Regions from separate parts of the Homo sapiens genome. Here region 1 is linked to region 2. A link is a contact called in ENCODE Hi-C or POLR2A ChIA-PET data. All regions are on one chromosome and are shown on one strand. The core of a region is the stretch at or near the end of the contact, and the rest is flanking DNA. Distances in the headings are between cores, read along the strand shown.

What was found. A loop is a pair of places that touch in the nucleus more often than their neighbours do. ChIA-PET counts read pairs that join two places held with the same protein, here RNA polymerase II (POLR2A). Pooled maps may share reads with other maps.
Region 1: a pooled map shows a loop between it and region 2 (3-fold over the local background). The contact joins the enhancer-like site here to the promoter of GIPC1 in region 2. A Hi-C loop is called at or near these places in 1 of 168 maps with a recorded cell type or tissue (PC-9) and 4 of 50 pooled maps. POLR2A ChIA-PET finds 5 or more read pairs at or near these places in 1 of 52 experiments (MCF 10A).

Annotation. Positions count from the first base shown.
Region 1 is chr19:13,842,647-13,848,186 of GRCh38, reverse strand. MIR23AHG (miR-23a/27a/24-2 cluster host gene) reads left to right here and starts at 5,269. Exons shown (of 1, transcript NR_036515.2): 1 at 5,269-5,540. RefSeq lists silencers at 141-346, 167-436, 5,108-5,540, an enhancer at 1,017-1,196 and a cis regulatory region at 4,863-5,540. Within about 2 kb of position 1,685, at least 41 of the 41 ENCODE cell types and tissues checked have a DNase peak (open chromatin) inside an H3K27ac peak, as active enhancers do; they include PC-9, where a contact is called at or near this core.
Region 2 is chr19:14,492,201-14,497,925 of GRCh38, reverse strand. It overlaps GIPC1 (GIPC PDZ domain containing family member 1), which reads left to right and starts at 1,799. Exons shown (of 9, transcript NM_005716.4): 1 at 1,799-1,889; 2 at 5,014-5,069. RefSeq lists enhancers at 1-277, 1,558-2,484 and silencers at 1,466-1,525, 1,666-1,895.

The DNA.
Region 1 (5,540 bases), core at 436-2,935, 650 kb after region 2:
TGGGTGACCCTCGATTGGAACCCAGGCATGTTGGCTGCAGTCCCTCAACTCTCAGAACTTGAACCCCCTCCCCCACGGGATTGGTGGGGGTGGTTGGACACTATGGTTCCCTGGGTTCCTGGTGACCCAGCTAAGGGCCTTTCTCATGGGATGCGCTTCCCCAGTCCCCCAGCGCAGCCTAGGCTCTGTGGCACCCCTACTTGCCCCCCTCCTGCCAGGACAGCGAGGCACTGGGAGGGACGGGAGGCGGCCTCAGGGGGCCTCCTCTCCCGGCTGAGGCTCGGCCTCGCCCTCCTCCAGGCTGGGAGGATCCGCCGTCTGCGCCGCCGGCAGGGGGAGGGGGCGGGTTATTTTTACCTCCCTCCAGGCAGCCGGGGCGACAGGAAGTGAGCGCGCGGCCCGCCAGATGTGGGGAGCCAGGGAGCTGGGAACAGCCACAGCTGGACTGGCGGCCGGCCGGGAGCGGGGTTAGGGGGGAGGGTGTGTGGAGGGTGGATCCCCAGGCCTCCGGTCCCCTCTTTGTTCCCCGCCGCCCCAGCCTCCCCTCCAAAGACCCCTCGTCCCCATCCCCCGCTCATGTGGGTCGTGGCCTCGCTGTCCCTCATCTGGGCGCCAATCCCCTCGCTGGCTCGAGGGCTCTCAGATCCTGGGCAGGGAGGGGGACCCTGCCCCTCGCCCCAGGGACCCCCAGGTCCCAGCAGAGTCGGGGGTAAGAGGGGGAGACGGCCTCTCGCCGGCCCCGCCTGCCACCGCCATTGTTTACCCGTCGGCTGCCTCCTAGGAAACTTAACCCGCCCGCGGTAATTTTATTTGGGAACTTCGGCCAGTTGCCATAGCAACCCCCAGTGACGTCAGAGGGGCTGGGGCCCGAAATCCCCGGGAAAGTGGGGGGGATGGGATGGGGGGGAGACCCCCAGAAGGGCTCTCCTTAACCCTCTGCGTACCAGATCCCAGCCAGGCAGGGACAGCCAGATGTGACACTTCTTGGGTGCGCCCCCCCAGTTCTGGCCTGGGGCCAGGTCAGGGTGGCAGGCCAGGCCTTGATGTCATCGGGAGCTGGGTGGGTGGTGAGTCATTCCTGAGGTGGGGGCTGGGCCAGGCCTGGGGTCTATTCCTGTCTGACCTGCCCCACCAGTGCCCTTGAGCAATACTGGGACCCTTCCCCGGGGATTTCAGGCACCTGGCTGGGAGTCCCCACAGATCCCTGGGACCTCTCTGCCCTTCTGAACCATTATGTAGGTAGACAAAGTCTTTCCTGGTGCTCCAGACACCAGGCAATTGAGTTTGTCACGGTGAGCTGGGGCCACCGTGTAATGTCCTTCTCCGGATGTGGGGAGTGGCTGGTGCCCTGGTGAGGGGGCAGGGATGTGGTGGGATCCCGGCTCAGTCCATAACACAGCTGGTCGCCAGGGCAACAGGAGGCAGGGGCCCTGACTGGCATGGGGGTCACTGCCGCCAGCCGGGGGCTGGGCTGGGAGGAGCCACTCTAACCGCAGTGACGTGGGACTTCCTCGGCAGGGCCTGTTTGATGTCTCTGTGTGTGGCGTTGCCATGGGGCCCAGCAGGCAGCCCTGCATGTGAGCTGGGGTGACCTGTGGGCCGGCTGGGCCTGTCAGGGTCCCTTGATCCAGGTGTACCTGGTGTATCACTTACCCTCTTTCTACCTGCGATCAGCACATCACACGTCTCACCTCAAAGCCTGGTAACAACTGCAAATTGCGCATTTTCAGCCCCATTTTTCAGCCGACAAAACTGAGGCTTAGGAAGTGTAATCGCCTGGCCCCAAAGCCATCCCAAAGACATCCAGCTAGAAAGCTGGGGTGTAGGGCCTGGCGCTGTGGCTCACACCTGTCATCCCAGCACTTTGGGAGGCTGAGGCGGGCGGATCACTTGAAGTCAGGAGTTCAAGATCAGCCTGGCCAATATGGTGAAACCCTGTCTCTACTAAAAATAGAAAAATTAGCCGAGCATGGTGGTGCACGCCTGTAATCCCAGCTACTTGGGAGGCTGAGGCAGGAGAATCGCTTGAACTGGGGAGGCAGAGGTTTCAGTGAGCCAAGATTGTGACAATGCACTCCAGCCTGGGCGACAGAGTGAGACTCCTTCTCAAACAAAACAAAACAAAACAAATCTTTGTTCTTCTTCCATTCCACTCCTCTCTCTGCCTCCATGAAACCGGTCTGCTTTGCTGGTTTTCCAATGTTCCAGGCACCGTCCTACCGCAAAGCCTGTGCACTGGCCGTTCTCTACCTGGAACTCTCTTCCTCTCGATGTCTTCCTGGCTTTTCCCTCAGTGCCTAAAAGTCTTTGTTCAAAGTCACCTCCTCCTCAGGGAGGACTTTCCTGACCTAACCTCCACTCATTTCATCTCTCATCTCTCTTGCCTTTTTCTAGATTACCCATAGACTTTCCACCCAACACATTTTATATATATATATATATATATATATAATATAATTTAAAACAATATATATATAATTTTTAAACATATAGACACATAATTTTAAAATATATATAGATATATAATTTTTAAATATATAGATATGTAATTTTTAAAAATATATATAGATATATAATTTTTTTTTGAGACAGGGTTTCCCTGTGTCGCTCAGGCTGGAGTCCAGTGGAGCAATCTTGGCTCACTACAACCTCCGCCTCCTGGTTCAAATGATTCTCCTGCCTCAGCCTCCCGAGTAGCTGGGTACAGGCGTGCGCCACCATGCCCGGCTAATTGTTGTATTTTTAGTAGAGACGGGGTTTCACCATGTTGGCCAGGCTTGTCTCGAACTCCCGACCTCAAGTGATCAGGCTGCCTCAGCCTCCCAAAGTGCTGGGAAGACAGGCATGAGCCACCGCTCCTGGCCACATTATATATCTTTATACCTATCTATCTGCTTATCATGTTTGTTTCTCCCATAGATGCTGGTCCCAAAAGTACAGGGATTTTTTTTTCTGTTTTGTTCTCTTCTGTGTCCCCAAATGCCCGGAACAGAGCCTGACATACATACAGCAGGCACTCAATGTTTGTAGAATGAACAAAAGGGTGTGTGGTGTGTGTGTGTGTGTGTGTGTGTGTGTGTGTGTGTGCCATGCCATTTGACCACTTGACCTGGTCTCACCTTCGCCCTGTCCCTTCATCACTCCCTCACCTGCTGTCCCCTGGGTAAACCGGCAGGCTCAGGACCGGGGCCTGTGGAAGTAAATGTCAAGGGACCCAGAGGGAGAGGTGGGGGTTCTGGGAGGACCCTCCAAGCCTGGGCTGAGGGATACTAGTGAGCCGGGGTGTGGTCCAAGCCACAGGCAACAGAACAGCGAAAATTAGATAAAAAAAAAATCTGGGGGAAGAGGTATCCCCAGAGGCCAGCATGGAGGAGGTGTTCTCCCTGAATGTGAATTGGACTGATGACGGGACAGGCAATGTCTGGATGGAAGGCCTTATTATGGGGTGAAGGGAATTCTGGAGGGGCAATATGGATGGGGATGCGGTAGAGATCCGAGTTTTGTTTGTCATTGTAATTTGGTCACTTTCTACTTTTGCAATGACAAGTTTGTCTGTGTGCGTGTGTCCCTTACAGGGAGACCCCCACCCCCACCCCAGGCCCGCCCTGGAAATGCCATTCTTGTGTGTAGCTGCTCAGAAGGCCATGTGGTAAGTTGCTCCCACCTTCTGCGCCCCACCCTGAGTTGGGGAATTCTGTGCCACCCCAAATCTTCCCCTGGGGCCCCACTAGGCGGCTCTGCCCCCTCCTGCCCCAACCTGTCAGATCCTGCATCCTGGGCCAGCCTGCCCCTTGGGCCCCACAGGGAAGAAAAGGCCCTGGAGTCCCCAGGGCTGGGCCCCACGGGATGGTAGCTGGGTGTGGCTCCTAACTCCCTCTCCCCAGTTCCACCAGGTAGCAAGGTGAGAGCCAGCTGAGCTGATGAAATGGGGGACCCTGGAGGAATTCTGGGGTGCAAGGTGACACAGAAGCATCCAACTAGTCCCTCCAGTCCCTTGGAGGGCCTGGCCTGCTGCTGGGTACCCCCGCGCCCCCACCCCCAGAGTTACTCAAAAGGGGAGGCTGCTATCTTACCACCCAGGACGTGGATGAAGAATTGGATCCCTAGCCCCAAGGATGACACTTCAAAAATATTGGGGGCTGAGTGGAAAACATCATCCCCCAAAGCAATGCCCACCCAGGTCTGGGAAGGGTCCTGCGGGTTCCAGACCCCCACTGTGACACGATGGTGGTCGTGGGTGGTGGATAGGGGTCCATCGGCCTTTGTCGAGTCCTGGAGAGGGCAGATGGCAGCGGGACATGCCCAAGGAGACTGGCATGGTTGCAGAGGGCACCCCGCCCCTCGATCTCAGAGTTTTGTTCCTGGCCACCCACCTGGGCACTGGGCCAGGCCCCGAGGCAGGGCCTCCTCCTGAGGAACAATGCAGCCGCGTTCCTCCCGGTGGAGGCTGGAGGATGGAGCGGGAAAGACAGGCACACCGGGAAAGAGGGAGGGATCCAGGGAGGGCCTTGCTCCCAGAGCTACTCCGGGAGCCCGGGGAGTTTCCCAGAGGTCCCAGCGGGTGGGGGAGGGTGCCGGGAAGCCTAGGGGGAGGGGACCCAGACCCAGGGGCTGCATGGCCTGGGACCAGAAAGTCTTTTCTATGGCAGCAGGAGAGGGTTAGGTAGGATAAGAGGAGGAACTTCCTAAGGCTGGAGAAGGCGCTGTGGAACTGGAGCAAGTGGGGGTTCCTGTTTGGTGGCATCCCAGGGCAATACCCAGACCCAGGCCCCCCTCCCCGGGAGGGGTCTGCAGTGCCCAGTGTGCCCTGGGTCTGGGACCGAGCCCACCCGCCAAACCGCCCCTCACCAATCTCTATTCCCAGGGGCTCACGGCCTCCTGGGTTGCCTCTCCCTGGGCAGGCGCAGGCCTTAGACCAACAGGGGTTCCAGAGGTGGGATAGGGGGTTAGACCCTTTGCTCCCACCCTACCCCCGCAGACAGAGCCTTGGGCTTAAAACTCGGGACTGGGACTCAAGTTCAGGGTCCAGAGGGGGAAGTTGGGCTGGGTATGGGGCCCAGGCTGATTTCGGGACAAGGAGGGAGAAAGTTGGCCTTGAGTTGGGGGACGGGACAGAGTTGGGGGACAGGACAGAGAAACTGGGGGCGGGCCGGCTCGGGGGCACATGACGGCGACGCCTGCCCCGCCCCGCGCCCGCCCCCTGCCCGGCCCGGGGAGGGGGGGAGGAGACGGGAAGGTTTTAAAAGCGATTCGGCCCCGCGGCTGGCCGGCCAGTGAGTGGGGTGGAGCGCGGCCGGCGGCCGCCCCCGGCCGGTCTCGGGCCCGCAGCCCGCCCGCCTGAGCCTCGGCCGGCCCGGCCCGGGGCGGCGGCCGGAGCCCGGAGTGCGCGCCCGGCTCCCCTCCCCCCGCGGGTAAGTGGAAGTCAGGAGGGACCCAGGAGGGAGGCCGGGAGCGATCGGCGCCTCGGCGGCAGCGGCGCCGGCAACTTTTCCGCGCCTGGCTCGTGGGCGGAGTGGGGCTGCGCCCGGCGGGTCCCCAAG
Region 2 (5,725 bases), core at 550-3,049:
AAAAAAAAAAATTCAGAAAGGAGGTGCCCAGTGCTGCTCTGTGTCTTGAGCAATCCCACAATCCCATCACCCCTTCTCCGGGCACTTCCTCATCAGGAAACAGGAGCCAGTTGGAGTCTGGCTCAGGACTCTGCAGCCTCAGTCATGCTGTCCCCTGGGCTCAGCATCCCGTCCTCTCCAAGTGTGCAGGGGGCAGCTTAGATGCCAGGCTCAAGCAGGGCAGGCAGCACAGTCCCACAGAGGGTACTGGCCAGCCCAGGCAACTGATTGCTCAGTGGGATGGCAGAGGTCAGCAGAACAGGAAGGGACGGACAATAGCTGTGCCTGTTGCCTGGCCTGCCACAGCAATCTCGGTGTTTGCCAGCTGGGTGGGGCTGGCTAGGCAATCCTCAGCAGCAAAGCTCAAGGTTCCATCTCCCATTTTAGTTTGCCCCTCTGCAGGTCCTGGTGGGACTGATATGCACAACATCTCACCCTGGGAACTGCAAAGAACCAGTCTTTCTATGGAGCTTGAGCAGGGTCTCAGCACTTAGAGGCTTCCAGGAACTACAGTTCCCAGAACACACAGCATTCAGCCCCAGTTGCTGTCCAAGTGGCTGGGTTTGAACTAGAACAAGGAAATCTCACTTGTCCCGGGAACTGAGCGTCCTGGCCTGGTCCAGGTGCATTTGTGACTCTTGTTTCTTGGATCTGTGTCCACCTGATAAATCCCCCTTCCTTATAAACTACATGGTCTATTTGTCCACACAGGTTTGCTGAGAACCTGCCGTGTGGCAGCCTGAGGTGGGAGTGAGGGGTTGACAAGAGAGACTCAGCCTCCACCCTCACAGTCAGATGGAGGAGACAGATCTATGAAAGGCTGGCTGGGTACCTTCTGTGACCTAGCACATAAACAAACCAACAAGCAGATAAACTATCTCACCCTTGTCTTTCATTGCATCTTGCCTTTCCACACTGATTTACTAGCTCCCACGATATTGCAGTATCCTAAAGCGTGCTGTATCTCTCTGTCCGGCTTTTGCACGCTCTGTTACCTCTACCAGGAGCACATTCAGCTTATTCACTGACGCGTCTTCAGAGGTAGGACAGAGTCTGGCACGGAGCAGTCTGGCACATTAAATATTTGATGAGTGAGTGAACGAATGAATGAATGAATGCCTTTGTCCATTGTACAGCCCAGGAAGCAGGGAAACTCGGGACCCTCCCTATTCATCTCGATCCCCCGCCCGCCCCCAGAGATTGAATGCATCTTTTTATCCGCTCCGAGGATGGCCAGGCTGGGGCAGAGGAGGCCGGGCAGGGAACTGGGTTGGGGACTGCCATTGACCCCCACCCAGGTCTCCTAAACTGTCCGCTTTCCTGGACGTCGGAAGTTCGAATCCTTTCCCCGAAACCTGGCCTAGGTCACCTGACTCCCCCGCCCCTCACCACCCAGGGCACCCGAGACTGACACTCAGCCGACAGCACGTGGTTCAGGGGCCCCAGCTTCCTTCCCATTGGCCGCTTGTCTCCTTCCTCCCTCGCGATTGGCCGGGGCCCAGCTGCAGCTCCCCCCCCTCCTCAGCCCTCCGGTGGTACAGCCAGCCGCGGCTTAGGCGGGGCGGAACGGTCCACTGCTTCGCGGCGAGGGGAGGAGTCGGGAAGAGCCGGGCGAGGCGGAGGGATCCCTCTGGAATGTTTCCGTCGGGTCCACCCGAAGCGGAAGACGCGGATTGGCTGCGAGCACCGAGAGGCAGCCGCTGATTGGCCGGCCGCGGGCGTCGGCCCCGCCCCCCAGGCGCCGCTGCGGGAGAGGCCCGGTCTGGAGTTTGCGGAGGGCCGAGCCGGGTGCGCACGGGGAGGCGGAGGCAGCGGCGGCGGCGGCGGCGGCGGCGGCGGCGGCGGAGCAGGTGAGTGGCCTCTGCGAGAAGGATGTGTCTGCTCCGGGGGCCTCGGGGGTCGCGGGCCTGCGAGGATCCGGCCGATCCTGCAGGGTGGGGCCGGCGCCGTGGACGCGACTGGAGGTCTAGGCTGCGCGCGGGGATGCCGGAGGCCCCTTCCCAGGGGAAGCGGGGGTGGGGGGTGGTGGGGGCAGCTCCCTTCCTGCTGGCGGGCAGGGGACAAACGCCTCCCAACGCTGGGCTGGGGTTTCTGGGCTTGCCCCTCCCCCCGTCCCCCGGCTGGACTGTCCCCATCCCAGCGTGGACAGGCGCGGGGTCAGTGTTTCTGACCCTTTCCTGGGCACTTCCCCTGAGCTAACCGCGTCTGAACCCTCCAGGGCCTTGGGGGGGACGCAGTGAGGACCACGGTCTGAATAATAATCGTCATGAAAAACTCCACCTCAGCTAGCATTTATTGGAGAGCTTCCGTGTCAGGCATTTACCATGAGGATAATTGACTCTAAACACCTCATGGGAGGTGCTGTGCCTTCTTGTAAAAAAGGTGAGGCAGCCTACCCAGAGAGGTGGAGTGACTTGCCCAAGGTCACACAGCTAGTAACTGGCACATCTGGGACTGGAACTCATGCCCCAGGGTCCAGAACTGGAGTCACACCCACTAGACTGGATACCAATAACTCCACGGCTCAGTTGTTGCTGAGTAGCTCCGGCCCCCTACCCCTCCCACCCCCTACCCCGTACTCATCATCAGGGCCACACCTGCTGGTCTTTTGCTTTACCAGCCACTCAAACAGGAAGCTGCCCTCCTTTCCCTTCTCCCCAGAGCTGGAGAGGGCAGGTCTAACTACCTGGGTCCAGAGAAGAGAGTGGCGTCTGCAGGGGGCCAGGATGCTGGGGTCTGGGCCCACTGGGTTCCCCCCTGGCAACCTGGGCCGAGGCTGGGAAGTAGGCGTTCTCCCCGGAAACACCCAGGAGCCGGTTTTTCAAGAGTGAATCAGAGGCCTCTTTCCCTCCTTCTCTCCAAAGCAACACTGTGCTGGAACGGGGAGCCTGGGCGTGGTTTCCCCCTTCCCCTAGCTTCTGTGTGCTCCCAGGAACCCCCTTCCCCTCCTCCTGCTGGCCACACTGCTTCTGTGTGGCCGTGGGGTTGCTAAGTTTCAGGCCCTTCCCAGGATGAGGGGGTGAGGATGCTGAAATTCCAGCCCAAACACTCAATATCCGGGCTGAAGTGGCTCTTCATCTCTGTGTTCAGGTGTGAGGGGAGCCAGGGAAAGTGGGGAGCCTAGGACAGTTGGCAACCGCACAGCAGGCATGTTTAGGGGGCTGTTTCAAGGATGGGGAGCACAGAGAGCAATCAGAACGAGGACCTGAGACACATTCATTCACTCAGTCTACAAATATTTAGTGAGCACCTGCTACGTGCATGTGCTAGGCACTGTTCTTGGCACAGAAAATGCAACAGTGAACAAAACAAAATCCCTACTTTTGAGGAGTTGGCACTCTGAAAGGAAGGAAGCAGCCAACAAACAAGTTAGCAAGTAAATAAAGAAGATAATTTCAGATGGCACTAACTGCTATGAATAAAATATGAGCGGGTGGTACTGTAGAGAGTAGTTGTGGGCAAGGGGTGCCAGCCCAGCAAAGATCAGGCAAGGGGGCCCGGGCGCGGTGGCTCACGCCTGTAATCCCAGCACTTTGGGAGGCCGAGGCGGGTGGGTTGCTTGAGGTCAGGAGTTTGAGACCAGCCTGGCCAACATGGGGAAACCCTGTCTCTACTAAAAATACAAAAATTGGCTAGGGGCATGGCTCACCCCTGTAATCCCAGCACTTTGGGAGGCTGAGACAGGTGGGTCAAGAGGTCAGGAGTTTGAGACCAGCCTGATCAACATGGTGAAACCCCCTCTCTCCTAAAAATATGAAAATTAGCTGGGTGTGGTGGCGCACGCCTGTAAGCCCAGCTACTCAGGAGGCTGAGGCAGGAGAATCGCTTGAACCCGGGAGGCGGAGGTTGCAGTGAGCTGAGATCGTGCCACTGCACTCCAGCCTGGGCTACAGAGCGAGACTCCATCTCAAAAAAAAATAAAAATAGGCCAGGCGTGGTGGCTTATGCCTGTAATCCCAGCACTTTGGGAGGCCGAGGCAGGCAGATCACCTGAGGTCAGGAGTTCAAGACCAGCCTGACCAACATGGAGAAACCCTGTCTCTACTAAAAATATAAAATAAGCTGGGCGTGGTGGCACATGCCTGTAATCACAGCTACATGGGAGGCTGAGGCAGGAGAGAATCGCTTGAACCCGGTAGGCAGAGGTTGCGGTGAGCCAAGATCGCGCCATTGCACTCCAACCTGGGCAACAAGAATGAAACTCCGTCTCAAAAATAAATAAATAAATAAAAATAAACAAATACAAAATAAAAATACAAAAATTAGCCGGATGTGGTGGTGCGTGCCTGTAATCCCAGCTACTCAGGAGGCTAGGGCAGAAGAATCGTTTGAACCCAGGAGGTGGAGGTTGCAGTGAGCTGAGATGGCGCCACTGCACTCCAACCTGGGTGACAGAGCAAGACTCCATCTCGAAAAAAAAAAAAGAGAGAGAGATGGGCAAGGCCAAGGTCTTTAGGCTGGACCAAGTTTGGAATCACATGGTTGGAGCAGAAGATGAACCCAGAGCAGCGATTCTGCAGGGGTTTGTGGGTCACAGTAAGGAGATTGCAGTTTTTCTTCCAGAAGGTGGGAAACTGTTGTAAAGTTTCAGGCAGGGCAGTGATGCCATCTGGTTTACGTTTTAAAATAGAGACATGAAGTTAAATGACAGCCTGAAGCTGGAAGACAAGAGTTCTGCCAGGGCAGCATGCAATTAAGTTCATGGGCCTGAGCCATCTGTACCACAGGGGCAGTTCCAGCATGCTGGGGCAAGCCTGGGAGGCTTCATGGAGGAGTGGGCCTGGAGTAGGTATTGGCAGGCAGAGAGGGTTGGGATATTCCTGGGCAGGGCAGGGCAGAGGAGGAGACACCCATAGTAATGACAACAGCGTCCTTAAATGGAGTCTGAGGCAGAGTGTAGATGGGATACGTGGGTAATCTCTTTGGATTTCCACAACCACCTTGAGAGTGACAGGAATTCCACCCATTTTTCAGATGAAGAAACTGAGGCCCTGTGATGTGAAGTGACTTGCCCCCCAGCCACACAGCTGGTAAGTGGCAGGGGTGGGATTTGAACCCAGGCCACGAAGCCTCTTATGGCCGTGGCAGGCAGATTCATTACTCACTCACTTTCCTCACTGCTGTTAATGCCTCCTCACGGGTGGGGACACGGAAGCTGGCATGAACCAGGGCAGTGGGGTGGGCAGAGAGAGAGAGTAAGGAGGCTGGGAATTGGTGGTCAGGATGTAGGGATCTTGGGAAAAGGAGGAAGCTTGAATCTTGGTACAGATGGCAGTAGCAAGGCCGGGTGCAGTGGCTCACGCCTATAATCCCAGCACTTTGGGAGGCCGAGGCAGGTGGATCACGAGGTCAGGGGATCGAGACCATCCTGGCTAACATGATGAAACAGCGTCTCTACTAAAAATACAAACAATTAGCTGGGCATGGTGGCGGGCACCTGTAGTCCCAGCTACTCGGGAGGCTGAGGCAGGAGAATGGCGTGAACCCGGGAAGCAGAGCTTGCAGTGAGCTGAGATCGTGCCACTGCACTCCAGCCTGGGCAACAGAGCGAGACTCCGTCTCAAAAAAAAAAACAAAAGATGGCAGTAGCAGTAATTGTCACCAATATTTATGCAACCCTTATTGTGTGCCAGGACTGTTCCAAGCACATGCATGATTTCCTTGGAGCTCAGAGAGGTTAAGACCC